2 separate regions of the Homo sapiens genome follow, and region 2 is linked to region 1. Evidence: chromatin loops called from intact Hi-C (ENCODE). Cell type or tissue: heart left ventricle. All regions are shown on one strand. Links, peaks and the distances in the headings refer to the core of each region. The heading gives the core; the rest is flanking DNA. Region 1 has its middle 33 kb from the start of MIR6817. Region 2 has its middle 27 kb from the start of GRK3.

The links. A loop is a pair of places that touch in the nucleus more often than their neighbours do. Peaks named below come from ENCODE experiments on the same cell type or tissue, not always from the same donor. Only the 100,000 strongest peaks of a DNase experiment are listed, where the experiment ranks them.
Region 2: a loop joins it to region 1, with 2.4 times the contacts of the local background. A loop is called at or near these places in 8 of 110 quality-filtered maps.

The regions. Positions count from the first base shown.
Region 1 is chr22:25,480,627-25,496,919 of GRCh38, forward strand. No RefSeq gene overlaps it. Among named protein-coding and RNA genes, the nearest start is that of MIR6817, 33 kb to the left of the region's middle. RefSeq lists an enhancer at 5,791-5,840. In heart left ventricle, for the core only: no CTCF peak of the experiment used is centred there; DNase peaks (open chromatin) are centred at 4,991 and 7,845.
Region 2 is chr22:25,529,173-25,545,465 of GRCh38, forward strand. No RefSeq gene overlaps it. Among named protein-coding and RNA genes, the nearest start is that of GRK3, 27 kb to the right of the region's middle. In heart left ventricle, for the core only: no CTCF peak of the experiment used is centred there; no DNase peak of the experiment used is centred there.

The sequences.
Region 1 (16,293 bases), core at 3,778-11,777:
CACTACAGCCTCAAATTCCTGGGCTCAGGTGATCCTCCTGCCTCAGCCTCCCAAGTAGCTTGGGACTGCATGTGTGCACCACCACACCCAGCTTAAAGTTGTATGAGATTGCAGCAATTCAAGAACCAGCAGTCTGGATAGTCAAGAAGAGCTCATGTTTTTGTTTGATTTGGAAAACAGGAGAAGATCAGTGTCCCAGCTCAATGCCAGTAGTCAGGAAAATTTCCCTCTAACTTGTAGGAGTATGAGCCTTTTGTTCTATTCAGGCCTTTAACGGATTGGGTGAGAGCCACCCATAGCAGGGAAGAAAATTTACTCAGTCTACCAATTCATGTGTTAATCTTATCCAAAAACGCCCTCACAGACACACCCAGAATAATGTTTGACCAAATATCTGGGCACCCTGTGGCTCAGTCAAGTTGACACATAAAGTTAACCATCACAGTGTCCCAAGTTATATGATCTAATACTGTCCCCTTTTTCTTTTAGACGGAGTCTTGCTCTGTCACCAGCCTGGAGTGCAGTGGCGCAATCTCTGCTCACTGTAACCTCTGCCTCCTGGGTTCAAGTGATTCTCCTGCCTCAGCCTCCCAAGCAGGTGGGACTACAGGTGCGTGCCACCACACCCAGCTAATTTTTGTACTTTTTTAGTAGAGTCGGGGTTTCACCATGTTGACCAGGATGGTCTTGATCTCTTGACTTCATGATCCACCCACCTCGGCCTCCCAAAGTGCTGGGATTACAGGCGTGAGCCACCACACCTGGCTACCTTCCCCTATTTGTTTTAAACACATTTTGTTTGACAGAACTTGCTCACAACCAACAGTTTGAATGATAGAAATGCTTATTTCATAGGGATAGTGAAACAACAAATGATCTCTCTCATAGCACAATGCCTGAGGGGGACAGTGGGTGCTCAAAAATAATAATCATTGATGCATGTTATAGAGAAATATCATGGGAAGAGGATTTTCCCATTTTGCTCCCACTTCTCCCCACAATGCTGACACATAAAATTAACCATCAGTGTCCAAGTTATGTGTTCTAATATCTTCCCCTATTTGTTTTAAACACATTTAAAAACACGTTTAAACAGAAATAATAACCATTGATGCATGTTATAGAGAAATATCATTGGAGAAGTCAGAAAACAGGCAGACATTTCTTCTACTTCCACTACATCACGTTCTCTCTCTCTTTTTTTTTTTTGTGAGGCGGAGTCTCGCTCTGCAGCCCAGGCTGGAGTGCAGTGGCGCCATCTCGGCTCCCTGCAAGCTCCGCCTCCTGGGTTCACGCCATTCTCCTGCCTCAGCCTCCCGAGTAGCTGGGACGACAGGCACCTGCCACCACGCCTGGCTAATTTTTTGTATTTTTAGTAGAGACGGGGTTTCACCGTTAGCCAGGATGGTCTCGATCTCCTGACCTCCATCATGTCCTCTCTTTATCAGGGGTACCCAACGGTTTTAGGCAGATGGGACAGACCCTGCAATCCACAGACAAACTCTATGTTCTAAGATGTTTGGCACAATTATTCATAAGCTCAAAGATAAGGAACCTGTAGAATTCTTCCTTAAGGCTATCGTCTGGTACATAATCTAATTTTGATGTCTAAAGCTTAACATCACTTGTCTTTCTCTTTGCATTTTCTGTAATAAATTCTAATCTCACCCAGACTAATGGATGCCTAGCGTGGTAGAGATAAAAATCTGTACTCAGGAAAGCAAAATGAAATACACATTAAAAACTTTTAAACTAGGTATCCCTGCTACATATCTTTTGAAGCATGGTGGATGTATTGATTTTGACCACTAGCGTCCCTTCCTTGATGAAACCATGCCTCCCTCACTCCCCAGAGGCTGTTAATCACTGTTGTCTGCCCTCCTCACCACAGCGGAGGGCCTGTGACCAGGCTGAGCCAATCCTAGCACCCATGTCAGTGTCCTCTTGGGCTCAGTGATTGGTCCTGAGGTGAACATGTGACCCAAGCAGAGCCAATCCAAATCCTTAGTTGGATTTCTATGTGGAAGCTGAGAGAGAGGAAGAGCGATAGATAGATAGATAGTTAGATAGATAGATAGATAGATAGATAGACAGACAGACAGACAGACAGATAGTTAGACCTTATGGATTACAAGCTGTAAGGATGAAGCTTGGGACTGCCTGTGACCATTCTTTATACCTAGTAGAGGGAGTAACACATGAAAGAGAGATGGAGAGAGAACTGAGTGCCAGCCACATGGGTCAATAGCACATGAGAACCTGGATCTAACTACATTTTCCGTATCTTGCTTAAATTCATTTGAGCTAAAACAATGATCTCTGGCTGTTCCACACTCCTCAAATTCACTTAAAAATGATGAAGAAAGCTACAGACCTGTTTGTGCAGAAGAGTTCCAGCTTGGGCCATGCAGGCTGAGCGTCTCCATGCCAGATGGCCAAGATTCCCACTACCCTTTTGTGTTCTGGAAGTCTGCCCTGGTGCCCCAACCTGCAGATCTTGGATGGAGAGGACTGGGATAGGATACCCAAATCCTGACTCTCTGAGCCTTAGTATTCTTCTCTATCAACTGTAGATAACAGTCCCTACCTCAAAGGACAGTAAGAAAATTAAATAAGATTAATTTTACTACTTAATAAATTAATGGGCTGGCACAGAGGAAGTGCCCCATCAGCAGGAGCTGTCTAGCCCCAATACTCAAAAGTTCCCAGCCTGCTGCTCCCTCTCCTGCCTGACCCAGTTTTTCATCTAAATTTGGCCATTGGCCCAGGCCCTGGCCTATTTTAGGTACACCTCTTTTTGTTGCAGGAAAAAGAGACTCAGACAAGCTACCTTAAAACAAGGGGTTTATTGTAAGAATGAATGGGAACAGGAACATGGAGTGGGTGGAGGCAGGGAAACCCTCAGGACTGAAGCTGTTTTGATGTGAGAATTCTTTTTTTTTTTTTTTCTCCTTCAGAAGGAATCATTTCACCTGTCACATATCGTTGCAGAAAGGGCCTTTTGCCAGGACTGGATGTAAACAAACCTCAGAGAGGTATTGTCAAAGGCTAAGTCTCTCCTGCATTGGTAGAGAGAGACTGGATTTTGTTGTTGTTGCTAATAATTTTGATTCAAGTTTTAACAGCTCTCAGGCCTGTAAGGTCTGCAGTGAGAAAGGAAGTGAGCAGGAACGTCAGAATGGAGGGATGTGTGAAGTGACTGTTATTTATTATCCAAAGCAAGATACTTTGAGAATGAAAGAGGCACTATGAAGAATTACACAAGGACAATAGACATTAAAACAGTCCAGGGAAACCAGGACATAGGGTCGCCTTAAGAGTACAAGGGTCTGGGAAGGAAGGGATGGGGAAAGTGGGTTCTCAGACTGAAAAGAGGTCCAGGAGTGTGGCTGCTGCCCAGAAAGTGCCAGGTTCATAAGTGGAGGGCTGGACAGCCAGGAGGGAAGCACCTGGGTACCCAGAGATAATTTTATATTGCCTGCCCAGTAGGTGGACAACCTTCAGGCATGGCTTGATCCAGGGGCTCAAATGTCAACAGGATCCTGTTTCTCTTTCTCTCTGTACTCATGGAACTTTGATCCATCTGCAACAAAGGCCAATGGCAGCCCACAGCCTACACAGAGGGAGACCCAGGCCCTTCTACTCATCTTCTCAGACTTCCACTCTCCAATGTTTGAAACCATAGGAGACCTCTATACACTGGCAGGTCATGGAGAGAAACTCCCCAGATACTTAGAGTGGGAAAGTGGGACTGAAGGTGAGCATCCCCATCCCATCCTGGATCAGTGTGGGCACACCTCCCTGTGACATGCAAAGCTCTTCATATCACATCTGTACACTCAGAACTCCATACATGCTGTGAGTCTTCCCTGACCTCCACCACTTCCTCCAGGTCTCTGCTTTCTAGTGACCACACCTCTCCTTGACTCTTCACTTTGTCTTCCTGACTGACTCCTAGCCCTGACCCTTATCTCAAAGCCTAGCAATGCTGAGACAACGTTTTCCACTCCCCAGGTAGGCCCCAGAATGCTCTCACCCCCGGGGGATCATGGGCCCCTCCCTATGATAGACATATGTGGCTCTTCTCATCCAGCTTATTACCTCTCCCTTTTATGTGGCAACAATGCCCCAGTATTGCTAGAGTGGGAAACCCCCTCACTCACATTCATTCTCTATGCTTTCAAGGAAGCCATCTCCACCCTGGATATGAGTAATGGAACATAGGACCTAAACTAAGCCAGCCAGCACATTCTGTCTCTCTGGCCACTAACTAGTCTAAGTATGGGTCAATCAGAGTCTGTGCATGGCCTAAAGTCCTAAGAAGAGCCTGCGGATTCTTTTCTGAGGCTCTTGGAGGGATGAAGATGGAATGCAGAGCTGTCAATGCCATTTTTGTTGAGGGATCTGCACATGTTGTCATATCCAAGGAAGTCATGTTGAGAAGTGGAGAAACAGGATCTTGGTGATATCAGTGAAGACCCTGGATCAAGCCATACCTGAAGGTCTGCCCTTGGGCTGTTCAAACACAGGAGCCAATGAATTCCCTTTTCTCAGGCCAGGTTCTCTGCTACTTGCAATTGACAGAGCTCTAACTGAAGATTAGGACCCCTGGCCAAGAGGATGCTCAAACCAAAGGGATAAACAAATTACATAGCTGCTCACACAAAGCTCTGAGCCCTGCCCTCCCATAGGGTAAATTTCCAGGGTCTACCTAAAGCTATTGACCCACATCCTCCTATCCACTAACCCATGCTGTCTTACACAATCTAGTCCTGGCAATATTATGAAGTAGGTTAAGTCTGTTTCTGAAGCTCCAGTGTCCCACCTGACTGCCCTCTGTGCAGCCCCCAGCCCAAAAAGTGGGTCTACGCAGCCTAGTTCATGCATATCTGGGCTCCCTGGAGCTTACTCGCTCCCCACCTCCCTCTGCTCGGGGTCCCAAATCCCACTGCTGTCTCCAAGACCCTGCAAAACCCAGCCCCTGACCTCCCTGTGCTTGTCCTGCACTGTATGCCTCTCACTCTGGGTGCCAGCGATGTGGGTGACTTCCCGGGTCCTTGACTCAGCAAACTCTTTCCCATATTGGGGCCTTTGCAGATGCGGTTCCTCTGGCCAAGAATCCCTTTTCCATATTTGCACCTAGTTATCTTCTAATCCTCCTTTAAGTCTCAGGGGAAATGTCACTCCCCCAGCAAGTCCTTTGTAGCCTTTAATCCAGATCAGGCCAACCCATTTTACATTCTCATAGCACCTTGTGGCTTGTCTCTTGGAACTATAATTCTGTGCTTAGTTGCTCCTTGGGGGCTGTCACAAAACCTGGCACATGGTAGGTTCTCAGAAACATCTGGATGAGTGACTGTAGCAGGCACAAGCCCTACCAGCAGGCAGCACAGAAAGGGAACAAAGATCAAAAGGGAGGTGGTGACTTGCCCAGGGTCACACAGCAAATCTATGGCAGTGTGGACACCTGAGTCCAGACTCTTTGGTGCTCTTATGAGCCCAGAGGTGGCCGCCCATCCCTTTACCCGCAGGTGCTTTTTCTGTTTACATCCAGAAGATCTTTTCTGAAACTCTGTGGCTGCCCTGCTGATGGAAGGCCTGAACAAGTGGCAGAGATGTGAGCCCAGCAGAAGGCATGGCTGTCTTGGGGCCCAGCAAGGATGAGCTGGGTTAAAGTTTATCCCACTTCCTGAATATCTGAGTCATCAGACCAAGAGCAGGTGCAAGGAGTGTGATTGTGTGGGTGAGACCCCTGTGTGTCAATGGCCCCAACATTGGTACAAGGCCCAGAACAAAAGAGGCAGAAGGCCCTGAATACAGTAATTTCTCCTCCTGATGCTCCACCATGATCAGTGGCTACATTTGGGTTTCAATCGCAGCTCTGATGCTTGCCAGCTGTGTGACCTTAGGCACGTTACCTCACTACTCTGAGTCTGCTTGCCTCTTTGTGAAACATGAATATTAATAGTAACAACCTCATTAGGTAGTAATGAGAATTAAATTAGAAGATAACATGTGCCTGTAACTGCCCTATCCAGAAAAGGTGCTCAAATTGCACCCCCTGGGCAATGGCTTAATATACCTACCCAAAAAGCAATTGTAATATTTATTGCTTTGTTTACTTATTGTCTGAACACCCCTCCAGAATGTAAACTCGACAAGGGCAGATTTCTTCTTCTTTTTTTTTTTTTTTCGAGACAGTCTCTCACTCTGTCGCCCAGGCTGGAGTGCAGTGGCACGATCTCGGCTCACTGCAAGCTTTGCCTCCCGGGTTCACGCCATTCTCCTGCCACAGCCTCCCGAGTAACTGGGACTACAGGTGCCCGCCACCATGCCCGGCTAATTTTTTGTATTTTTTTTTTAATAGAGACGGGGTTTCACCGTGTTGGCCAGGATGGTCTCGATCTCCTGACCTTGTGATCGGCCCATCTTGGCCTCCCAAGGTGCTGGGATTACAGGAGTGAGCCACTGCACCCAGCCGACAAGGGCAGATTTCTAATGGATCATGTTCACCAGTGAATTCCTGGCACGGTGCCAGGCACATAGAAGGCACTCAATAAATAGTGAATGGATGGATGAATGGGCAGATGGGTGGGTGACTGAATGGGAGTGTGGATGGGTGGATGAAGAGATGCATAGATGAATGGATGGGTGGATGCGTGGGTGGATGTGTGGGTGGATGAATGGGTAGGTGAGTGGATGGGTGGGTGGATGGATGAGTGGAAAGGTGGGTGTAAGGGTAGGTGGATGGGTGGATAGATGAATGGATGGATGGATGAATGGGTGGAAGGGTGGGTAGAAGAGTGGGTGAGTGGGTGGATGGATGGATGGGTGAGTGAATGGGTGGGTAGATGGATGGGTGGATGGATGGATGGAAAGGTGCGTGAAAGGGTGGATGGGTTGGTGGACAGATAAAAATGGATGGATGGGTAGATGGGTGGTTGAATTGGTGGGAGAGTGGGTGGATGGATGGGTGGATGGGTAGGTGGACGGATGGATGGAAAGGCGGGTGGAAGGGTGGGTGGATGGGTAGATGGATGCGTAAGTGGATACAAGGATGGGTGGATGATAGATGGATGCATGAATGGATGCATGGATGAGTGGATGGATGGATGGATGGATGGGTAGATGTGTGGGTGGATGGAAGTGTGGATGGATGGGTGGATGGATGGATGGATGGACGGATGGATGGATGGATGGACGGATGGAAAGGTGGATAGAAGGATGGGTGTGTGGGTGGATGGGCTGGTGGATGGATGGATGGAAAGGTGAGTGGAAGGGTGGGTGGATGAATGGATGGGCGGGTGGATGGATGGATGGAAGGATGGATGGAAAGGTGGGTGGAAGGGTGGGTGGATGGGCAGATAGATGCATGAGTGGATACAAGGATGGGTGGATGATAGATGAATGCATGAATGAAGGTATGGATGAATGGATGGATGGGTGAATAGGTGGAGATGTGGAAAGGTGGGTGGGATGGGCTGGGTGGATGGATTTGTAGGAAAAAAAATGTAAGCTTTGATTTCTGAAAACCTAGATCTCCAGCCTTGGCCTTATGCTCGTGTCTCTAATTCTCCTCCCTCTCTCATCTTGGTGTGCATAGCCCAGGTAGCTGTGAGTGCAAAGAACAATAGGATAAACATTCAGCACTCTCCTGTGGGTATTATTTTTAGTTTCCATGCTGCAGAGGTCAGAGTGTCAAATAACAAAGAGAGATCTTTTCTTTTCTCTCTCAAGGAAAGAATCGGTCATATCTGCGTGGGCAGCAGTGGAGGTGGGTGTTAGTTTGTTTGGTTTAACAGCTATTTGACTCAGACCTCCTGCCAGCAGGAGTGGGTGACCTTTCCTTGGAGCTCTGGGCACCAAGCCAAGCCTAGGAGGGCAGTTCCCTTTGCTCATGAGCTCTGTTAATGTAGCTGTGTCCTGCTGAGATTCAATTCCCACGGACTTCACTGTTGCCACCAAATGTGTGCATATGAGGGCTCTGCAGAAGTAAGAGTCACAGGGGCCTGGAATGAGAGCAGAGGAGGAGGTGCAGAAATTGAAATGCCAGTCATACACACTCTGTTACATTAACTCTTTGTGGTAGACTAACATAATAATAACCCCACAAAGAGTCTGTCTCTCTGAGTCCACACTCTTTTGCAATGTACTTTGTTGCTTTTCCCCTCTTGAATTTATGACTTGCTTTGGCCAACAGAATGTGGCATGAGTGATGCTGGGTATTTTCCAAGGCTTGGTCTTAAAGGCTGCTGCAGTTTCTTTTGCTGTTTTGCAACTTTGGTTCCACCAGGCTGTGTAGAAGCCCAGTTTCACCTGTGTGGATGAGAGGCCACATGAAGAAAACTGGAGATGGCCCAGTAGACAGCCAGCACCAAATGCCAGACACTGGCAGTTGGCCTCTTCAGCTCAACCAATCCTTTAACCAAATGCAGCCTTGTGAATGAACTCAGGCAAAACTGGGGGAGGAACTGCAAAAGCAACCCAAAGCATCAGGAGCCACAAGGCAATGTTGTCTTAAGGCACATCGTGGGGTGGTTTGCAACCCAGCAAAGGCTAATGAAATGCTTCTGTAACAAACATCCCCAAAACTCGTGGCTCAAATGATAAAAATTTTCTTCTTGTTTCCATCCCAGTCTGGTGTGGATGAAGACTTCTGCTCCATGTAGTCATTGAGGAGCCCACATTTCTTCTATACTCTAGCTTTTATCATATTACAAAGTTCCTCTACTGAATCCTTAGGCAATGAGGAAAGAAAGTGCATGGAAGATGTCCCAGGAGGCTCAGGGGTGAGGCATGGAAGTGACCCATGTCACTCCTGCCTCCGTTCGGCTGGTGGAACTCAGCCTTGTGGCTAGGTGGATAGGAAGAAAAGGGAAATGGCATAGGAAACAACTAGCCAGTTCCAGCCTCTCTTGCCAGACTCTGGGCTCAGTGCTTCGTCCTCAGCATCTCATTAAAGACTCATAGTCACCCTTTGGGATAGGGACTATTCAACAGTCACCCACAGATTTGCACAGCTGTCCAACTTGAGCCAGTGATGAATAAAGACAGATATGGTTGCTGTTCTTTCATGGAGCTTACATCCTAGGGGAGAAGTCAATCCCTAAATAAGGAAACTAATAGATAAATAATTTCAGAGAGTGATACATTCTATGCAACACATATCAGAGTGGTGGTTTAGAGTGAGGGGTGCTATTTTGGATAGAGTGGGCAGGGCAGCTTTCTGCGAGGAGGTGACTAAATTAAGATCTTGCTGTGAAGATGTTTAGTTGCCTGCTACCCTCCACTTCTCCCTGAATAAAACAGCCATGCTCTGCTGCTGAGTTCAGCAATATCCCTGGCTATATAAGCATGTTTCCTAGCTTCCTTGCAGGAGGGTTGGATAGGAGTAAATAAGTTGTTAGATAGACATTGCTTATAAGTTCCTTAAAAGAGGAAAACTCAACTCAAGAGGTGAGAATAATTTTGCCATTCCTTCCTTTTTCCTGTCTATAATGCAGATGTGATGGCTGGTGCTGCAGCAGCCATCAGGCACCATAAGGTGAGATGCTAAGAATGGTAGAGCAGAAAGACACAAGGAGCCTTCGTCTTGTGTGGAAACTCTATACTGCCCTGGATGTCATCCTTCTACACTTCTTTTGTATGAGGGAAATAACCATGGTATATCTTGTTTATACCATTATTATTTGGAACTGCTGTTGCTGAAAGCAATTCCTACATAATACAGGCTGTGTAATGGGATTTTATGATGAGCAAATTGAGACTTAGAACAGTTAGCACTTCTTGCAAAGTAACATAGTGGAATTGAGGAGTTAGGATTTGAACTCAGGTCTGTGGGGCCCTAAGTTCAGAGTTTTGGTTGTAGCCCAGCCTCCCTTGGCTGGGGGTGGGGGTGGACAGAAGGAGTTAGCCAACAGTATCAACTATGGAAAGGAGTGTACTGACTGGATTAAGGATTGCTTCAAAGAGCCCCCAAATTCACTTTTACGAGGTAAATTTTTCCTTCTTGACTGTATGATCCTGATCTAGGTTCTGGGATCCTAACTTCTCTCAGCCCCGTCTTCGTCCACTGCCAGGTGGGTGCATCTATCCTCTTATTGCTGTCTCAACATACTCTTGCAATACCCTCACTGTAGCAGCACTCAGTGAACCACCCTCCCAGGACCCTCACACAGACGTCTAAGCAAGTATCAGCCCAGCCCTTTGCTCCTAGTGCCAGGTTGATCCCAGGGAAGCCAAGTTAAAAAACAAATGCAAGGACATTTTGAGGGGAAAAGTCTCACTGATAGCCAAGGTAATACAGAAGCCAAGAGAAGATATTTGCTGCCAGGCAACCAGGCTGAGTTTTATGGGAGTTGGGGGTAGTGAAATGCATGCATGTCAGTCATTCGAATGCCTCTACCTCCAAAGCATGCTGCCTCCTGGAACCACTCCATTCGACTTTCCCACCCACGATTCCTCAGGCTTCCTGCAAATTGTGGGGGCCTGCAGAAGTCACCCCAAGTTGCTCAATCCAAGAAATTTTCCTCTGAGCTGACAATAAACCCTTAGACTAAATTGACTCAGATTGCACACTCAGGAAGAGACTAGACACACCTCGGCAGAAAATTGGATTTGTGCAGCTTGAAAAAGATGCTCTTGTAATTCCTCTAAAGCCTGCGAGCCACCTAAAGGGCCCTAGACATGTATAGTAGCCCATCTCCAGACCTTTGTCTGTACTGTTCCCTCAGCCAAGAAGAATTTTGCCTAGCTTTTTACATGACTGATTCTTTCTTACCCTTGAGATCTCAGGTTAAATGTCACCCCCTCAAGAAATACAAACATGTCCACACAAAAGCCTGTACAGAAGTGTTCATAGCAGCATTATTCATAATAATCCCAAAGTGGAAACAACCTAGAGTCCATCAACTGATTGATGATTCCACAAAACATGCTATATACGTGCTATATCCTTGCAACACAGTATTATTTGGCCATCAAAAAGGATTGACATCCTTTTCTTTCTTTCTGTCTTTCTTTCTGTCTGTCTGTCTTTCTTTCTTTCTTTCTTTCTTTCTTTCTTTCTTTCTTTTTCTTTCTTTGTCTTTCTTTCTCTTTCTTTCTTTTCTTTTACTTTCTTTCTTTTCTTTCTTTCTTTCTTTCCTTTTCTTTTCTTTTCTTTTCTTTTCTTCTTTCTTTGTCTCTTTCTCTCTTTCTCTCTTTCTGAGACAGAGTCTTGCTCTGTTGCCCAGGCTGGAGTGCAGTGGCATGACCATGGCTCAATGTAGCCTTAACCTCCCAGGCTCAAGCAATCCTAGCTCAGCCTCCCAAGTAGCTGGGACCACAGGTGTGTGCCACCACACCCTGCTACTCTTTTTTTTTTTCAGAGAGGGGGTCTTGCTCTGCTGTCCAGGCTAGTCTTTAACTCTTGGGCTCAAACTCCCAACTCTGTCTCCCAAAGTCCTAGGATTGTAAGTGTGAGCCATCGTACCTGGCAGGACTGATGTTCTGATACATGCTACAATATGAATAAACCTTGAAAGTATTATGTTAAGTGAAAGAAGTCAGGCTCAGAAGGCCACATATGGTATGATTCCATTCATAATAAATGTCCAGAATAGGAAAATCCATAGAGACAGAGAGTAGATTAGTGGTTGTCAGGGCCTTTGGGGGAAGGAGAGAATGGGGAGTGACTGCTAATAGGTGTAAGCCTTTTTTGGGGGGTGATGAAATGTTCTAAAATTAGATTGTAGTGATGATTGCACAACCTTGCAAAAATATTAAAAACCACTGAATTTTGCACTTTAAAAGGGTAACTATTACAGCATATGAATTATAACTCAATAAATCTGTTTAACAAAATATCACTCCCTCAAAGAGACCTTCTGTGAGTCCTCTCTCTGAAGGTGGTGTTCTTTTAAAAAGTTTTTTTGAGACAGGGTCTTGCTCTGTCACCCAGGTTATAGTGCAGTGGTGCAATCTCAGCTCACTGCAGCCTCAACCTACTGGGCTCAAGCGATCCTCCTTCCTCAGGCCTGAGTAGCTGGGAGTACAGGTGCACACCACCATGCTTGGCTAATTTTTTAAATTTAATTTTATTTCTTTAGAGATAGAGTCTCACTGTGTTGCCCAGGCTAGTCTCAAACTCCTGTGTTCAAGTGAGTCAGGAGTCTCCTGCCTTGGTCTCCCAAAGCGCTGCGTGAACCACCATGCCTGGCCTCCTGATGTTCTTTAATTCAGCCCCTGCTTTATTCAGTTCCTCATCCTGTTGGCCACCAGCTGTGATAATTTGGTACATTTATGTGTATGTTGTGTGTGTGCCCATGCTCGTGTGTGGTCCTCATTTCTAGCAGCAAGCTACATAAGAGCAGGGGGCTACATCTGCCTCACCAGAACTGTTTCCCCAGCACTCAGTACAGGGATGGTTGTCAATTGAATATCCGTTGGTTGATTGAAGGAGTCCTGGCACACTGTAGCTGGAAGGGAACTGAGTGCTCATCCAGTCCTTCCTGTTTGCAGATGCAGAGGCCAACTGCTCAGAGGCGGAGGGGCCCACTCAAGGACTCAGCTTTCAATGGCTGTGTTCTTTAATTTTATTCTCCCTCAGTAGTTTTCCAAAGATTTGGGAGTCCAATAAACCATTGCCCAAGTGGAACAGACAGACTGTTCTGGACTTAGCAGTTAAGTGACAAAGATAAATGAGGTTGGGGGGGGTCCCCGTTGAGTTAATAGATGCACGCTCCCTTCTATAGCAATAGACGGTGTGTGGCCTTAATGTCTATAAATGCCACTCATGTAACCTTGAAGACACAGCCTCTGCCGAGCTAGTGGCAGATGCTGCCGCAGGGAATGGGGGTTCCAGCCAACTTGGTTCCTGCTGTGGGACCCGGCTGACAGGGCACAGTAGCCCGGCTATTTGCCTCATTGTGGCAAATTGCTCCTCAGTGAGCCAGCTGGCTCCTGGCCTGCAGAGCTGTGGGGTCTTTTGTGCCTTGAAGTAATTAATTATGCCATATGGCAAGGAAACACAACAAGATTTATAGCAGAGTCAGCGACAGATGGCCCCGAGAGAAAAACACAGATCTGTGGAGAGATACAGAGACGCCGGGCGTCCAAAGCCATGGGAGATGATGTTTGTCGGGGGAGTGGGGAGGGAAAGGACACTTGGCTGGGGTCCGAGGCTTTGACACTTCTTTGAGACTGTCCGTCAGAAAGCAGATCCTTCCTTTCTTCCTCCTTTGGAATTTTTAAATTTACCCCCCTCCCAGTGTAGGGGAAGAACTGGGCTCTGACTTACAGGGTGTCTGTGTGGGATGAGAGAGAAATGCCAATTGAGAGATAGAGAAAAGAGTGAGAAAATCCTGGAGAGGACTGAGTTGGTGTTCCAAGAGCCCACAGGCCCCCTGAGCTCTGAGAAGCTTCCAGCTTCAGTGTTCCGAGCTGCCTTCTGCATTTTGATCTGAGGAGTGATCCACCTCCACTGCCATCATCTCAGTGTCCCATCGACACCTCAAACGCAGCATATCCCAAACAGAAGTCATCCCTTCTCCCTACTCCTCATCCAGCTTCTACTGTGGTTTCTCCACCACTCCCCAGGCAAAGTCCTCCTTCTAGAATGCAAATCTAGCCATGTTACCCCTCGTTCCCCCACCACACTTAATACCCACTCCCCAGCCTCTCCCCAGGGTCTTCTATATCCTTACCCCTGAGGTCCATCTCCCAACATCCCTCCCTGGCTCCCACTTACGCCACATCTGCCATTTTCTTTTTTCCTTTTTTCTTTTTTTTTCGAGGTGGAGTTTCACTCTTGTTGCCCAGGCTGGAGTGCAATGGAGTGATCTCAGCTCACCTCACCTCAACCTCTGTCTCCATGGTTCAAGCGATTCTCCTGCCTCAGCCTCCCGAGTAGCTGGGATTACAGGCATGCATCACCACGCCTGGCTAATTGTTGTATTTTTAGTAGAGACAGGGTTTCTCCATGTTGGTCAGGTGGGTCTTGAATTCCCAATCTCAGGTGATCTGCCTGTCTCAGCCTCCCAAAGTGCTGGGATTACAGGCATGAGCCACCATGCCTGGCCACATCTGCAGTTTTCTATACTCAATATCCTATTTCACACTCTATGCCTTTATAAATGCTGTTCCCTCTACCTGGATTGCCTTTCTTCAGCTGGCTTGCCCAGAAAATCCTCAGTCATCCCAGCTCACAGATCTCTTCCTCTGTGTCCCTTCTCTGACATGTTTGAATAGAGTTAATCCTATGCTCCTTTCTGCTGCCACCAAAATTTGCATATTGCTTACTCATGACTCTCGGCACTTGGTTTTTACAGGTCTGATATCCACACTTGGTTTGTGGGCAAGAACTCTTCTATTACTTCCTTTTTTCTAAGTGTAATACAATGCATGGTGCACATAGTAGGCACCTTTGGGCTTCCCCTCCACCACCCAGTTTTGGGTCCTACATAATAAATGCGTGTATGCTAGAAAGATGAAAGAATAGCTGGGGTTTCAACTCTGAGGCCAGGATGGGAGTCAAAGGAAGAACATAATGGAATTTCTTCACTGACGTTTGCTGTAGATTGATTGCATGGATTGATCCCAATTCATGGCCTCCCTGTATCCACATTTTTTGCAGTGAGACTTTAAAGCACCTCCCATCAAGAAATGGAGTCTATTTCCCCACTCTGAATCTAAGCTTCTCTTGTGACTTTGACCAATAGAATGTGATGGAAGTGATGGCATGCAGGTCCCAGTCCTTACAACCTTTCTCTCACTCTCTTGGAACTCTGCCCAGCTGCCATGTGAACAAGCCCAAGCTACTCTGTTGGAGGATGAGAGACATGTGGGTCAGAGACCTGCTGTCCTAGCTGAATCCATTCCAGACCAGCCCAATCTAGCCAATCTGCAACCCAAGTTTAGCCAGTCAATTCCCAGATAAACAGAACCATCAAGCAGACCTAAGAACTTGTGAGCTGAGTAAATCCCTGTTGTTCCAAGCCATTGATTTTTTGGGGGTGGGGCGGGGGGTGGTTTGTTATGCAGCTATAACAAATACATGATCCAATATGAGCAGAAACCCATTATGCTGTTACTTAATAATTAACTGTGACCCTTGATTGGAAAGAAGTTCCGAATGGGGCAGTCGTTCTAGGGCCTTTAATTTTCCTACTGGTAAAATAAGGAGAGAAGGAGAAGAAAATAACACAAAGCTCTTACTCGTCCCACCAAGTTATGGGTCTTATGGTTGAGCTAGAACTTTTTTTTTTTTTTTTTTTTGAGACAGAATCTTGCTCTGTCGCCCAGGCTGGAGTGCAGTGGCGCGATCTCAGCTCACTGCAAGCTCCACCTCCCAGGTTCATGCCATTCTCCTGCCTCAGCCTCCTGAGTAGCTGGGACTACAGGCGCCCACCACCATGCCTGGCTAATTTTTTGTATTTTTAGTAGAGACGGGGTTTCACCATGTTAGCCAGGATGGTCTCAATCTCCTGACTTTGTGATCCGCCTGCCTTGGCCTCCCAAAGTGCTGGGATTACAGGCGTAAGCCACCATGCCCGGCCTGAGCTAGAACTCTTAACGCCAAGTTGTCCAGTGTTTCTCAAACCGTATCCCAGAGGGCTATTCTAAGGGATATTATCAGATGTTACCAGGAGGAAAAAGGAAGATCTTTTGGCTAAACACTGACTTTATGAAAGCAACTCAAAGTCTCTGATGGAGCGAAGTGTCAGTGTCTTTAACATGCTCATTACGTATCCTAAATTTGAGAAGGAGGACTTGATGTTCAATGCATCTCAAACATATTTTCACTACAGTTCTATGGGACACACTTTGGCAAAAAGCTTAATTGGCATAAGTATCCTTCTGGTACATCGAACCAAGCTATGGCATTCTTGAAAAGCAGTCAGTCAGCCAAGACCCAGGGCTGAGAAATGTTTATTTAGACAAGTGATTGGATTTTCATTCTTGTATTAACAGCTGGACCCGTAAGCTTACATTTTCCAGTCCCACAGAACTTACACAAGAGTCAGCCCTCCAGAGATCATATCTTTTTCCTCTCCAGTCTCCAACCTATTCTAAGCAAAACATTTCAAGTTTCTTCAATTACATCTCACAAGGCTGGTCACAAACTCCCTTCATCTACCTAGATAGTCTCTTTTATTTCTTTTTTTTGTAATTTGAGGAGAACCATAACAAAATTTAAGTACTCCAAGTATGGTATCATCATCTCCCTCATTTAGATCCCAGACCTCTGTTAATATGACCTAAAAAGGATTTAGCTTTTGTGTCCATGTCATTGCACTTTTGATTTACATTGAG
Region 2 (16,293 bases), core at 3,974-11,973, 49 kb after region 1:
AGACATTTTGTCACCATGATAAAAGTGAGTCTGAAAAGTAAACCATCATGTTCAGGAAGGCAAAATCAACAGAACTGCAGAGCAATGGAGTCAGCACCCTGATCAAGCCATTCCTGAAACTAGTGTTGACCCATTTTTATTTACATGAATCAATAAATTCCTTTCACTGTTCACATTATTTTAAGCTGGGGTTCTGTTTCTTTCAACTAAAAGCATTCTAGTTGGTACATCAAGCATTATGCTTGTCATTTAAATACAAGTAGGTTCTAATGGGGAGATCTGCTCTCATTGTGAGAACACCTTAAAATGGACTCAGCACTTGGGATCAATCTTTAAAAACAAACAAATTAAGTCTAACTACACACTATGTTAATGAGAAATGGGTGTTTTACTCAAAGTGTTATGGAAACACTGGGGAGAGAATTTACATGACATATGAAAAAGCAAAACTTAATAAGATTCCTCATCACCCATCCCCATAGGACTTCTGTGATGACACCTCTTTTGCCTTTCCTTTTCCTTTTGCTTTTCTCCCTGAACCTTCTAGCGTCTCCTTAGTCACTGCACTCTCATCCTCTATTAATGTTCTGCGTGCTGCAACATGCAAAGAAATAAAACAACGGCATCAGTTTAAAAAAAAAAAAAAGGAGGGCCTCTGTCCCTCTAGCCTGTTCCCAATCCCAACCCAAGGATCTTCCCAGAGAGTAGTTCAGCTGCTGAGTAATATTTCCATATGGTTATCTACTGTGTTCTAGAAATACACAAGGAATGCTCTTGGGCTCTTGTGCGATCCTCTCATCTTTGCAGCCACTCCCACAAGAAAGAGGACAAATCATTACCTCATTAAGTGAAACTTGAGCTTTACCCAGCTCCAACTCCCTCCCTTGGGGAATTTGGAAGAGAGAAATCACAAAGCTGATTGAATGTGGTAGACTTACTTTCTGAGTGATGTTAAGAATAACACATCTTTCTATAACCATCTAAAACTATCTTGGGATTCAAATCCTTTCAAGTCAGACAACCTCTTCCAGTTCAAACATTGCCCATGGTTAGCCATTAAATTATTCAGGAATAAAGAAGGCTCTATGGTTTCTCACTGTGTGCCAGGAATTGTGCTGGGTGCTCAGAGCCCAAAGCTCAGTGAGACACAGGCACTCATATTTGGTAGTAAGAAGTGGGTATGTAGTTTTCTTTTCTTGTGATGTCTTTATCTGGCTTTGGTATCAGAGTAATGCGACCTCGTACAATGAGTTAGGAAGTGTTCCCTCCTCTTCTATTTTTTTTTTTTAACTAGAGTTTGGGAAGGATTTGTGTTCATTCTTCTTTAAATATTTGGTAGAATTTACCAGTCATCTAGTCCTGGGATTTCCTTCTTGAGAGCTTTTTGATTATGCTTTAATCTCTTACCTTGTTATAAGCCTATTCAGATTTTCTATTTCTTTTTGAGTCAGTTTGGTAGTTTGTGTGTTTCTAGGAATTTGTCCATTTCATATAGATGAATTTATTGGTGTACAACACTTCTTAGTAAGAAGTGGGTATACAAACTCATCTCTGCTGTATAAGATAAATACTAAAATAAAGCTTGACAACAGTGTAACAGAAGCCTGAAGAAAGGAAGGCTTAGTTGTGTTTGAAGTTGGGGAGATGAAATAGATTCACAGGAGAGGTGATTGAAACTCATTGGGTGCCATAGAATGAGTAAAAGTTGGTTAGGTGAAGATGTAGGAATGGATAAGCATGTAGGGCATTCCATGTAGGGAAATGATGTGAGTAAAGGCAGAGAGGAATAAAAATTTCTAGCATGTTCTGAGGCCATGAGGTGGGAAGAACATAAAAGAGTTTCTAGAAAAAAAAAGAGAGAAAAAAAAGAGAGGGTAAGATTATGAGAGTATGAAAGGTGTTTATACCATGCTAAGGATTTTGTATTTTGTTCCTTGATTGATGGGAGGTCATTGACAATTTTTTTATTTTTTATTTTTATTTATTTATTTATTTATTTATTTTTGAGATGGAGTCTTGCTCTGTCACCAGGCTGGAGTACAGTGGTGCAATCTCAGCTCACTGCAACCTCTGCCTCCCGGGTTCAAGCGATTCTCCTGCCTCAGCCTCCCAAGTAGCTGGGACTACAGGTGCACGCCACCACACCCAGCTAATTTTTGTATTTTTATTAGAGACAGGGTTTCGCCATGTTGGCCAGGATGGTCTCGATCTCTTGACCTCGTGATCCCCCCACCTCAGCCTCCCAAAGTGTTGGGATTACAGGCGTGAGCCATCGTGCCTGGCCCCCCATTGACAATTTTTAAGCGGGACTTTAAGACTATCAGGCTTGTGATTTTCTAGGAAGACAGTTTGGTTGCTGTATTGTGAGTGGTTGGAGGGGAGGGACTGGTGGCAGGGAAACTAGGCTGTTGCTGCCATCCATCATGAAAGATGCTGGTGGAGAGATGAGGCCAAGTAGAAAGGAGAGGGAGGCTGGGTGTCTGAGACCCTGAGTGCTGGAACCAGTAGGACATAGAGGCAACTAGCAGTGATGGAAGAGAGGGAGAGCACGCAACGATGAGGTTGAGGCTTCTAGCCGGGGTTGTGTCAGTCCTGCAAGGCAATGAGCAAGTTCAACCTGTGATGCTTCAGTACATTCTATTTGTGTATCTATGGAAGACAGTTATAGACATGGCTGCATTTGTGTTGTCACATTAATCATAAAAGCTTTCAGGGAAAAAAGTCCAAAGGGAATAAAGATTTTCTGAAAAGCATTCTTGTCTGAAGGAAGCTGCATGCAAATGGAAAACCTGGACATATAATTGATTTCAGTAACCATAATGACATTGTGTTTTCATTCGGTTGTGCAGTGGGGCTTTGAAACTGTGGGAAATTGAGAGACAGGCCCTTGTTAGGGGAAACAAAAATGGTTTCTAATTTCAAGGTTGAATATGTTTCTTTTCATAAAAATACCTCATCATTTCTAATAGTCTGAATGACAGTCTTATTTCTCTTCATTGGTAGGTAAAACCTAACGTTTTCTAGACAATAAAAAGCAGTCTGAGAGATATGGATGACATATTTAAAAATACTAACATCTGAAAATATATCATTTTATAGATTTGACTCGGGAATCATGTAAGTTTCTTCTACAATGATAAAAAGTCAAAAAGAAAATGAAAATTAATTCTTTAAAACTGAAAGGAAAATGAAACAAATGAACCTAACTGTGTTGGCTTAGTGACTTAACCACATATATGTGACTTTAAGCACAGCAATTTGACTGTACAAAATAACAATAAAAACAAAAAAAGAAAGAAACTATTCTCATTAATCATACTATTAGCAAAAATATTGGTATTGTTATTTTAATACATAGTGGGTAAAATAAATAGATTGGTAAATTAGTGTTGTCAGCAACTAAGATTTTCAGCATAAGAGAAAACATATAAAAATACAAGATCACCTAAGTGAATGAAGCCTTGTAATCCTAAATTTGAACGGGAAATAGTATGAACTTATGATGCATTTCTTTTTTAAAATTTTTACTTCCTAGTTTTGATTATTGAAATTTTAGGTTGGTGCAAAAGTAATTGCAGCTTTTGCCATTAAAAGTAATGGCAAAAACTGCAAATTCTTTTGCACCAACCTACTACCTAGAAACAATGACCAACCCAGCTATTACACTGATTATGGTCTCTAAGAACAATTTCAAAGTGAAAGGAATTACAGCTCCTGGGAGAAATGGCTGATTCCAAGAGTGGGGTAGGAAATGTACAAGATGATCTTAGGACATCTTGTTAATCAGAAGAAAGGAGGCTATCAAAGATTACTATGGTTGTGTCAAAAGGGCTCAGGAACCAACCCACTTGGCTCTCGCTGGCTAAAGATGAAATTCTGTGAGCATCTGAAAGAAGAATAACTACAATGCGGTGAAACGCATGAACTATTCTAAACTCCATGAGTTAACAATGATCCTAAAAACAAAACAAATCAAACCAAAATTCACTGGCCTCCTTTGGAAGGTATTTTAAAGAACCAACTTATTATTCTGAAAATTGGCAAATAAAAGAATCGAGCATTTATCTTGCCTTTCCTGTAGGTACTGTATCTTAGTCGATGAAGAAAAGCTTTCTCCATAGAAGCAGCCCAACGAATAGGAAGGAGTGATAGACTTAAAATAGAGCCATTTTGCAAGTGCCTAAGGAAATAATGGCTCTAGGCAATGCATCATCGGCTACTAAAATCCCCCGAAGAGAGACGGCCAGACGTTATGAGCCTGCTGATTGAATAATACAACTAACTACGAAATATTCTTGCTGAAAACTCAAACCTGAATCAGATCAAATCTTTAAATCTAATGACCAATTTACAGGACATACAAGAGAAGGAACAACATATTAAAAGATGCCACAAGAATACAACCAATGGAACCCAGATTGTGAGGTACTCTACAGAGCAAATGATTCAGTTTTAAAAAATATGTCAATTGCAAGGAAAATTTTAAAAAATAGGCAGAGGCAGAAGCCATAGATAAAGGAGACTAAAGAGACATACCAGCCAAAGGCAAATGTGTGGAGGGATGAATCCTTCCCTAGTACTCCCTGTCTTAAAGAATGCTGCTACTAGTAATGCGGGTGCCAGAGCCAGAAATCTGGGATTTGCTTTTATTCCTTTCTTTTCCTTAGCCCCGTCCACCTGCATGCAATAAATGAGAACCAGCCCTACTTGTTTTACTTCCTAAGTGCCTGTAAAATATCACTTATTTATTTTGATTTTTAATTGTAGTAAAATACACTTAACATAAAATTTACCACTTTTTTATTTTTCTTTTTCCTTCTTTTTTTTTTTTTTTGAGACAGAGTCTTGCTCTGTTGCCCAGGCTGGAGTGCAGTGGCGTGATCTCAGCTCACAGCAACTTCCATCTCCCGGGTTCAAGAAATTCTCCTGCTTAAACCTCCTGAGTAGCTGGGATTACAGGCACCCACCACCACACCCAGCTAATTTTTGAATTTTTAGTAGAGACGGGGTTTCACCATTTTGGCCAGGCTGGTCTCAGACTCCTGGTCTCAGGTGATCTGTCCGCCTCAGCCTCCCAAAGTGCTGGGATTATAGGCATGAACCACAGCACCCGGCCAATTTACCACCTTAATTTTTTAGTGTACAATTCAGTGATATTAAATGTACATTCATATTGTTGTGCAACTGTCACGACAGTCTATCTTAAGAACCCTTTTCATTTTGTAAAACTGAGACTATAAAACAGTAACTCCTCATTCGCCCCAACCCCCAGCTCCTGGCAACCACCATTCTACTTTCTGTCTCTATGATTTTGAGAACTCTAAGTATTTCACATAAGCGAATCATACAGTATTTGCCTCTTTGTGACTGGTTTATTTCACTTAGCATAGTATCCTCAAGGTTTATCCATGTTGTAGCATGTGCCAGAATTTCCTTCCCTTTTAAGGCTGACTAGTATTCTTTTGTATGGATATACCACATTTACTTATCCTTTCATTGGTGGATGGACATTTGGGTTGCTTCCACAGTTTTCAGCTCTTGTGAATGATGTTGCTGTGGACATTAGTGTACAAACAACTCTTCAAGACCCTGCTTCCTATTCTTTTGGGTATATACTCTAAAGAGGAATTGCTAGATGATGTGAAAATTCTATTTCGGTTTTCAGGAACTGCCATACTGTGTTCTACAGAGACTGTACCATTTTACATTCCCACCAGCAGGGCATAGGTGTTCCCATTTCTCCACATCCTCGCCAACACTTGTCATTTTCTGTTTTTTTGATCGTAGCCATCCTAATGGGTGTGAGGTGGTATCTCACTGTGGTTTTGGTTGCCATTCCCCTAATGATTAGTGATTCTAAGCATCTTTTCTTGTGCTTATTGGCATTTGTATATCCCTTTCAGAGACATGTCTATTCAAGTTGTTTGGATTGAACTGGGTTGTTTGGCCTTTGTTGTTGTTGAGTTGTAGGAGTTCTCTATATATTCTGGATATGAATCCCTTATCAGGTATATGACTTGCAAATACTTTCTCCCATTCTATAGGTTTCCTTTTCACTGTGTTGAGAATGTCCTTCAATGCACCAAAGTTTTTAATTTTCATGAAGTTCGGTTTGTCTATTTCTTTCTTTTTTTTGCCTGTGCCAAGTGCCTTTTGAACCTCTCTCTACCCACCACTACCTTAACCCAGTCCAGGCCAATATTTTCCTGGACTCCTGTAATTGCCTTCTTACTGCTCCCTCATAGCCCTCACTGAAAACTTTTCTGTGGATCCCCCTTACCCTCAGAACAAAACTCAATCTCCTTACCATGTGAATCTTTGCACATCTCTGCCTCTCCAAGGCATAGTGCACCTGGCATGTAAAGTGCTCAATAAACAGTCACTGTTAAATTAGGTGGTAGCTTGGGGATCTCTGAGACATCTTCTTATCTAAAGGTACCTCTCTCACCAAGCTTCCAGTGTCTCTGAACCCCACATTAGATATGCATTTCTGAACCCATCCCATAGTTCTAGTTGTCCACTTTAAAAATAGTTGTAATCATGGACATACGGGGTACACTAGACACTGGAGGCTGCAAAAGGTGAGAGGGTAGGAGGGGGCATGAGGGTTGAAAAATTGCCTATTGGGTACAATGTTCGCTATTCTGATGATGGGTAGACTAAAAGCCCAGATTTCACCACTATGGGATATATGTATGTAAGAAACCTGCATTTGTACTCTCTAAATATATAAAAATAAAAATAAGGCCATGCACGATGGCACACCTAGCACTTTGGGAAGCTGAAGCCAGGAATTTGAGACCAGCCTGGGCAACACAGGGACACCCACCTCTACAAAAAAAAATTTAAAAAATTAGCTAGGGGTGGTGGCATGCACCTGTAGTCCCCAGCTACTTGGGGGACTGAGGCAAGAAGATTGCTTGAGGCTGGGAGGTTGAGGCTGCAGTGAATTATGATCACACTACTGCACCCCATCTGGAACAACAGAGCGAGACCCTGTCTCTAAAATAAATAAAATAAAAGAGTTGCAATATTGAAACAAAGATTGTAGAAACCAAAGGCATACATCTGAGCCTGAAGGCTGTTACTTACCTACCAGCTGTGTGATGCAATTAAGATCTCTGGACCTTTGTTTCCTTATGTGTAAATTGAAGGCAATAAAGCAAATTTTACAAAGATATTGCGTGATCTAGGGATCATATCTGTGAAGTGTCTGCTCTGTTTAACACATCACTGCCACTCTAGAAGTTCCTACAGTTTGGATGATTAATAACTACAAAGAAAAAATAATAAGTGAAATAAACAAAAAATGGGGGCATTCAAAGAAAAGACTGACGGAAACTCTTGAGTGGCACAAGACATAAATATTGTGGGTAAGATCAACTCTTCTTCCACTGTGATTGTCTCTTTGGAGGGGCACTGCTTGCTTTTCCTAGAAAGATATCTTCATCTTCTACTGAGTCACCATAAAACAATAAAGAAGAAACATGGGTAGTGTCCAAATATTTTGGTAACAATCAACTTGTAGTCAGCTGTTGCTGGGATAAGGCTGCACAGTGAGCCCAAGATCTCAGCGGCTTGTGACAAACAACATTCATTTCTCTCCCATGGGTCTGGATATCAGCCACAGTTAACTGGGCTCAGATTCAGGACAGCTCCGTGTGTCTTTCACGTTAGGACCAGGATAAAGGAGCAGTGACTACTTGGAGCATACTCATCATGGTGACAGCAAGTATACAAGAGGCTAAGCCACGGCACATAAATATACTTAAAGCCTCTGTTTGCATCATTTCTGCTTGTGGGCCATTGGCCAAAGTAAATCACAGGGCGGCAGCTCAAGTCAGTGGGGTAGCATCGTACACTCTCTAAAGAGAAGCCATGGCCAAGGTGGGAGAGAAAGAAGAGTCATGAACAAACAATACCATCGACCACTCCACTGTAACTCTCATGTTCACTGATTTATCTCAATGGTTTTTTTTGGGTTTTTTTTTTTTTTTTTTTTGAGATGGAATCTCTCTCTGTCTCCCAGGCTGGAGAGCAACGGCCCAATCTCGGCTCACTGCAACCTCCGCCTCCTGGTTCAAGCGATTCTCCTACCTTAGCCTCCCGAGTAGCTGGGATTACAGGCGTGCGCCACAACACCCAGCTAATTTTTGTATTTTTCATAGAGATGGGTTTTCACCATGTTGGCCACGCTAATCTCGAACGCCTGACCTCAGATGATCCATCCGCCTTGGCCTCCCAAAGTTCTAGGATTACAGGCATGAGCCACTGCACCGGCCTCAATGGTTATTAAAACTATACCCAAAGGAGGCCGGGCGCGGTGGCTCACGCCTGTAATCCCAGCACTTCGGGAGGCTGAGGCGGGCGGATCACAAGGTCAGGAGATCGAGACCATCCTGGCTAACACGGTGAAACCACCTCTCTATTAAAAATACAAAAAGTTTGCCGGGCATGGTGGTGGACACCTGTAGTCCCAGCTACTTGGGAGGCTGAGGCAGGAGAATGGGGTGAACCTGGGAGGCAGAGCTTGCAGTGAGCCGAGATCACGCCACTGCCCTCCAGCCTGGGTGACAGAGTGAGACTCCATCTCAAAAAAAAAAAAAAAAAAAAAAAACTACACCCAAAGGAAAATGAATCAATCCACCCAAAAAGCACATGCACTCATATGTTTATCTCAGTTCTAGTCACAATAGCAAAGACATGGAATCAACCCAGGTGCCCATCAATGGTGGATTGAATAAAGACAATGTGGTACATACACACCATGGAATACTATGCAGCCTTAAAAGACAATGAAATCAGCCAGGCGTGGTGGCTCATGCCTGTAATCCCAGTACTTTGGGAGGCCGGGGCGGGCAGACCACCTGAACTCAAGAGTTCAAGACCACCCTGGGCAACATGGTGAAACCCCGTCTCTACTAAAATACAAAAAGTTAGCTGGGCATGGTGGCCCGCACCTGTAGTCCCAGCTACTTGGGAGGCTGAGGCATGAGATTTGCTTGAGCCTCAGAGGCAGAGGTTGGAGTGAGCTGAGATGGTGTCACTCCCTCCAGCCTGGGCAACAGAGCAAGACTCTGTCAAAAAAAAAAAAAAAAAAGAATGAGATCATGTCCTTTGCAGCAATATGGATGCAGCTAGAGGCCATCATCCTTAGCAAACTAACACAGGAACAAAAAACCATTTACTGCATGTTCTCACTTATCTATGGGAGCTAAGCATTGGGTACATGCAGACACAGAGATGGGAGAAATAAACACTGCGGATTCAAAAAGTGGGGAGGGAGGTAGGAGCATAAGGCTTGAAAAACTACCTATTGGCTACTATGTTCACTACTTGGGCAACGGAATCAGTAGAGACCCAAACTTCATCATCACACAGTCTACCCATGTAACAAACCTGCACATGTACCCTTTGAATCTAAAATTTAAAAAAAGAAACTATTTTGTCTTTTCAGCATGCACAACCTATTGGGGGAATTATTGCCTTATTTATTATTGGTTGGGAAGGTAAGATTTCTCTGATTTTCATACTAAGAAATAAATAACAATTATGATGGCCATAATCTATGGAGTGTTTGCGATATGTCACACTGCTTCCATATGTGACCTCCTTTATATCTCCCCACAATTCTAGGAGGAAGGCACCTTGATAGTCATATTTTATAGACAAGGAAGACAAAATGCTGGGAAGTTAAGTGACTTCTCCAGGACCACACAACCAATAAATGTAACACAACCTTGGAACGAAATCTGACTGTGCCTGACTTCAAAGTCTATGCTTAAATTTCCTCTTTCATCCTCAAGGATGGCCCTGGTTCACACATTTTTTAACGATAAACTTTCTATTTGAGAATTGATTTTGATTTCAGACAAGTTATGAAGATTGTGCAGAGCATTCTAACATACCACCCAGTTTCCTCTATTATTAACACTAATTGTATCTTACATTAATATGGTGAATTTGCCAGAAGTGAACCTGTACTGAAACATTAACTACAATTGTTGCTTTGTTTGGATTCCCTTAATTTTTACTTAATATCCTTTATTTATTTATTTAAAAAAATTTTTTTGGTAGAAACCGGGTCTTGCTATGTTGACCAGCCTGGCCTCAAGTGATCTTCCCACCTCGGCCTTCCAAAGTGTTGGGATTATAGGTGTGGGGCACCCCTCCCGGCCAATCTCCTTCTTCTGTTCCAGGATCCCTTCCAGGATAGCATATTCCACTTACTCATCGTGCCTCCCCAGGCTCCTCTTGGCTGTGACAATTAATCAGACTTTGTTTTTGATGACCTTGACAGTTCGGAGGAGTACTGGTTAGGTTTTCTTTATAGAACGCTCCTCAACCGGGATTGGTCCGGTGTTTTGCTCATGGTTAAACCAGTGAGGTGGGTTTTTAGGAGGGAGACCACAAAGATCAAGTGCCATAACTCATCATATCATATTAAGGTTACCTACGACACCATGATTTAACCTTGATCACCTGGCTGAGGTAGAGTCTGTCAGTTTTCTCTATGGTAAAGTTATGCTTCTCTTCCTTCACCCACCCCTGCCTTGTACCCCCTGTAGAGGGAAGTCACTATGCACAGCCCACACTTAGGGAGTGGGATGTTAGACTCCCCCTCCTTGAGGGCAGAATGTATATGTACATGTTTTGCAATTTTTCTGCACAGGAGATTTGCCTATTTTATTCTGTATTTATTTCATGAATATCAGTATAAACTCATGAATTTTTTTAATACTTGTGTTTGTAATCCAGTGCAACTTTATGTATTTTCTTGCTCGAATTGTTCCAGCTTTGGCCATTGGGAGCTCTTTCCGTGGCCCATGTGTTTCTTTGACACACCGCCATCATTGTGTGTGTGTGTGTGTGTGGTTGTGTTTGAACAATTTCTAGCACTACAAGATCCTCCAGGCTCATCTTGCAGATTTCCTACCCCAGTCCTAGAATCAACCATTTCTCCAAAATTTTTTTTGTAATTGGAGAATGGCATTAAAAACAAAGATCTGGGTGTTAGGTGCTGGTTCTACTACTTTGGGTTGTGGAAGGTTCCCTCTTTTACACTGGGAAGTCAGAGCTTTTCTCCAATTATTTTTGACTTTCCAGAATGGGGAACTTTGGTCTGTAGTTCCTCTCTGCTCTTGGTCTCTGAACCTCTTTCAGCTCCATTTATGCCCATATTGGCTCCTCTGTAAGCAAAACAACCCCGTGACTTGTAGGCATAAATGCTTCATAGTTATGAGTGGTGGGGGTGAAGGTGGTGGTGGTGGTGAGTGGTGGGTGGTGTTTTCTGTCTTGATTCCAGCACCTTCTTTGCTGATGCACAGTGCTTTGTTGACTCCCTTGTCCTCAGAAGCCCTGGATTCACGTCATGAAGGATGAAGTTAACCATGGCTCTGGAATTCCACCTCTGGGTCATGTGTCATCTCAGAGCATATTATCTTCAGCAGAGTCTGGAGTATTTCCTTCAGCATGCGCCTGACACTTCTGTAATATTTTCCTACCCCTTTTTTATTGTCTCCAGTAAAAAAGTAACCTGGGAAAACACAGTATCCTTTGCAAGCTTGAGCAACTCCACCATATTGGCTCATTGCTGCACAATAAACAACACATTTCAATGTCATACAACAAGAACTCATTTAGCCCATGGTTTGTGGGTGGGTTGTGGCTGATCTAGGTGGGCTTGGCTGGTTGGCTCTGTTGATCTCAGCTGGGTTTGCTTACACATCTGAGGGTTAGCAATGAGGGCTGGGCAATCTAGAGAGAATTGGCTAGAGTGGCTCTGCCCATGTATCTATCATCCTTCTCCTGGTTCCAGCACATTAGCCCAGCATGTTCTTCCAGTGGCAACAGCAGAAGCACCAAAGGGCAAGTGAGAACTGCAAGGCCACTTGAGACGTAGGTCCAGAACTAGCAATAGTGAGTTCTGCCTCATTCTGTTGGCCAAAGTGAGTCACACTGCCTAACTCAGCATCAAGAAGTGGGGGAAATAGACTCTGTCCTTTTAGTGGAGAGGGAACAGGCAGTCAATATTTCTGAACAATAGTCTTCCACATCCTACTCTGTACTTCTCTTTCTGGGTTACTTATCAAAATTAAAAACGGTGTTTCTGGAATCTCTAAATTTTCTACAATAACCATGTGAAAGAACTGCAGAGATTCCAGAAGCTGTGATTGATGACACACTGTTAGGAAGGTGCTGGTGTTCACAACTATCCATGTTCCCACCTCTACCTGGGCTCCCACTATTCTATACTTCCCAGCTCTGCTGTATGTAGGTGGCACCACGTGACTAGTTCCAGCCAATGGAAAGAGACCAAAAGTGTCGTGTGTTACCTCTGGTTCAAGACAATTAAGGGTGGCTGTGCCTTTTCTGTGTGCTCTCTTTCCTCATCTGCTCATTGGATGTAAAAAAATCTCATGAAGATCCCCAAGGACCTTGGGTATAGGAGAGAGCTATTTGATGGAAAGAGCCTGGGTCCCTGAATGACTGTGTGGAGCACCGTGGTTTCCAACCCATGCTATCTTGGACTTCTTTGACAAACCGTTGTTGTGTCAAGTCACTGAGATTTAGGAATAGTTTGTTATAGCAGTTTGCATATCGTGACTAATATAACCCACCTTCCTGGTGGTCACTAGTGACACCTGTTGACTTCTTTCAGTTAGCTCTGTTAACTGTAACCTTTATAAGAATTATGTATCTGAGTGTTCATTTTTGACAAGTGACCTGAAGGTTTACTTCAGACATCCACCTACCATTCCCAACTTTGACAATATGACTGATTTTGCTTTAGGGAAATCATCCTCTCTCTAATCTTAGCTGATGTGATTCTAAGGAAGGTGACCCCACTTTCTGGAATCTAGGAGTAGAATATGTAACCCGAGCTGAGCCATGAGGTCCTTGTGTTCCTCCAGCCACAGTGATTGGTTCAGGGGTGCAGGGGTGGGCATGTGACCTAAGTTGGTCCAAATTTAATCTTAAGATGTTGGCTAGCTAAGTTGAAACCCTGAGTGCTTTTACTAGACATTACTAGGGAAGATGATAGATAGTCATGGTAGGTAGGTGCAGACAGCTATCCTGTAATTATACAAACAGCCAGCCTAAGGAGGAAGCTTATACTAAGGATGGCAGAAGCTTACACTAGAAACTGCAGAACAGAGCAATGGAAAGAGCAGGTCCTTGACATCATATCAGACAGTTGGATCAGGCCTTGCCTGAAGCTAATGAATTCTTGTTCAAAGGTCAATAAGTAGCCTATATAGTTTAAGTGAATTAGTTGAGTCTTCATTACTCACATGCGAACTATTTTCAGTGGATTCAGCCTTTATCACTTTTCTAATCAAGTAAGACAATGTTATTCAGAGAATGCAGAACAATATCAAAATAAATGATCTTCAGGGATCACTTCTAATTCTAAAATTTAGAGTTTACGAGGCCTAGTATGAATTCCTAGCACTTAAAGTGTTTACAGTGATCTACACATAGGAATATCTGTTTATCTTGATAGTCAAGGAAAGTCTAATTGTTTGGAGACTTTGGGCAAAAAGATGATGAATATTCCATAAAAGAAATACAGGCCTTCCCACACATGGGCAAACCCCTCCATGGTTCCCATTGCTCTTTACAGGTTTTATAACTGACCGCTCTCCACCCATCTGACCTTATCAGCTACACTCCCACCCACCCCACAACTCACCGAACGTTAAATCCTCTGAGCTCATTTCTGCCCCAGGACCTTTGCACCTGCTATTCTCTTTGCCTAAAATGCACTTGTGCTGACTTCTTCTCCTGGAATCTACCTTAGGTTCTCCCCAGAGAGGCCTTCCCTGATCACCTGCGAAAGAAAATCTTCCTTCTTTGACACTCTTTACAAATTACTGTTTAGTTCCTTCACAGCACTTTTACAGACTCACAGTATCTGGTTCATTTATTTTCTAGTCATCTGGTTCATTTATCTCCTGTTAGAATGAGAGTTCTTCAAGGGCAGAGCCTCTGCCCGTGCTGGTGTCCCCGCTGCCTCCAGCACCTGACACATGGCTGGCACAGAGCAAAAAACAATCAGAGCCTTAGGAGTGAAACAGAGGCAGTAGTTGTTTTTTTTTGTTGTTGTTGTTTTTTTTTAGAGGAGTAGGGAATAGAAGGTACTTGTAGTGTCATGGTGAGGGCAGGAATTTCTGGGAGTGTGAGCAATGTGACAGGGAACAGGGAGCAGGCTGCTACTTGGAAATTGTTATCCGGGTTTATTTATAGAGTACTTCCATTTTCTTTCTTTCTTTCTTTCTTTCTTTCTTTCTTTCTTTCTTTCTTTCTTTCTTTCTTTCTTTCCTTTCTTTCTTTCTTTCTCTTTCTTTCTTCTCTCTCTCTCTTTCTTTTTTCTTTCTTTCTTTTTCTTTCTCTCTCTCTCTTTCTTTTTTTTTTGGAGACGGAGTCCTGCTCTGTTGCCCAGGCTGGAGTGCAATGGTGCATTCATAGCTCACTGCAGCCTCAACCTCCCAGACTCAAGTGATGCCCCCGCCTCAGCCTCCTGAGTAGTTGAGGCCATACCCAGCTAATTTTTTTCATTTTTAAAATTTTTGTAGAGATGAGGTCTCACTGTGTTGTCCAGGCTGGTCTTGAACTCCTGGACTCAAATGATTCTCCCACCCTGACCTCCCAAATTGCTGGGATTACAGGCGTGAATCATGGCGCCTGGCCTCATAGAGTATTTTTAAAAGGAATTGCGTGTGTGTGTGTGTGTGTGTGTGTGTGAGAGAGAGAGAGAGAGAGAGAGATCGACCAATAGAAAGGAAGAGAAGATTACTCATCCAAAAAAATAATAGAATGAACATTAGAAGCTTCCTCAGATGCTTCACTTAATTTCTGCCTAACCCCTGGTATTTCAGGGTCTGTGCCCTCCCAGAGCTTTTATTACCTACATGAGCTTCTCCTCAAAGTTGCAATCTGAGAGCATCCACTTGGGGGAACAAAAGGACACTGTGGGCCCCTGTAGTTCAGCTTCATCATTACGTTTCACTTCCTTTTTATGAGATGGGAATAAAGATAGTTCCCTTAATTTCAGGACATATGAAAATAATTTTTCTTTGGGCTGTTGGGTAAATGCTGTTAACTCAGATCCATAGGCCCCTTCAGGTTTTGGGGGGAACTTTCTCAATCAAATGTTGTTATTGAATGAAAACCTCAAAGCAGAAATTCAAAAGAATGAAGCTCAAGGCAGCTGTATCTTGTTTCTGTTTTGCTTTGAGAGTCAGAATATGCGATCAAAATCTATCTTCCCCTTCCTTATCCTTCATTTTTTTCCCCAGCAGATAAGAAAAAAAATAGTGGTGCTTCTTTTAGGACTTAATTCTCAGAAGGCTAATATCATACACAGTTGGAGCTTCAGAAAACTGCTCTGGAAATTGATATGCACACAACCTGTTCTTGATGAGCTGAAAGAAGCATGAATGTTGAAACGGAGCTGAAAAGGCAGTGGTAGGATGGCAAGGGAGACTGTGATATTTTTTTCTTCCATTTTTCCTTTTCAATATTGTAACATTTTCTTATTGTAGATGAACAAATTTCTACAAACCTGGTACCTGGTACCACCACGCTGCTGTTGTTACTGTTTAAGGTGTCTCCTGTGTCTGTTTTCTCTCGGTGTTACTTGTTCATATTTTCTGGTTTATTTGGTTGATTTAATCCATGTTGTCACGATTTGAAGGGTTTTTTGTTTGTTTGTTTTTGTTTTGTTTTGTTTTGAGACAGGGTCCTGCTCTGTCACACAGGCTGGGGCGCAGTGGTGCCAGCTCAGCTCATTGCAACCTCTGCCTCCTGGCCTCAGGCCATCCTCACACCTCAGCCTCCTAAATAGCTGGGACTACAGGTGCACACCACTACATCTGGCTATTTTTGTTTTTTGTATTTTTTGTAGAGACAGGGTTTCATCAAGTTGGCCAGGCTGGTCTCAAACTCCTGGGCTTAAGCCATCTGCCTGCTTTGGCTTCCCCAAAGTGTTGGGATTACAGGCGTGAGCCACCACACCCAGCAGAGGAGTTCTTAAATTCTGGTTTTTATGCTGGATACTGGATGGGAAAAGAGGAGACAGACACATTTTATTGAGGAGCCGTAGTCCAGAAACAGTAAATATTTACTTGACAAGTGATTTATTCCCTTTCATGCCATGATTAAAGTTTAACTTTCATTGAACAATTGCTCCATTTATATAGATGAAAATAAATAATTGGGAACATATGTGACAGCCCTTTCACTGGTCTCCCCACGATCTCTCTGGCCCTCCAGTAACCCATTATGTTC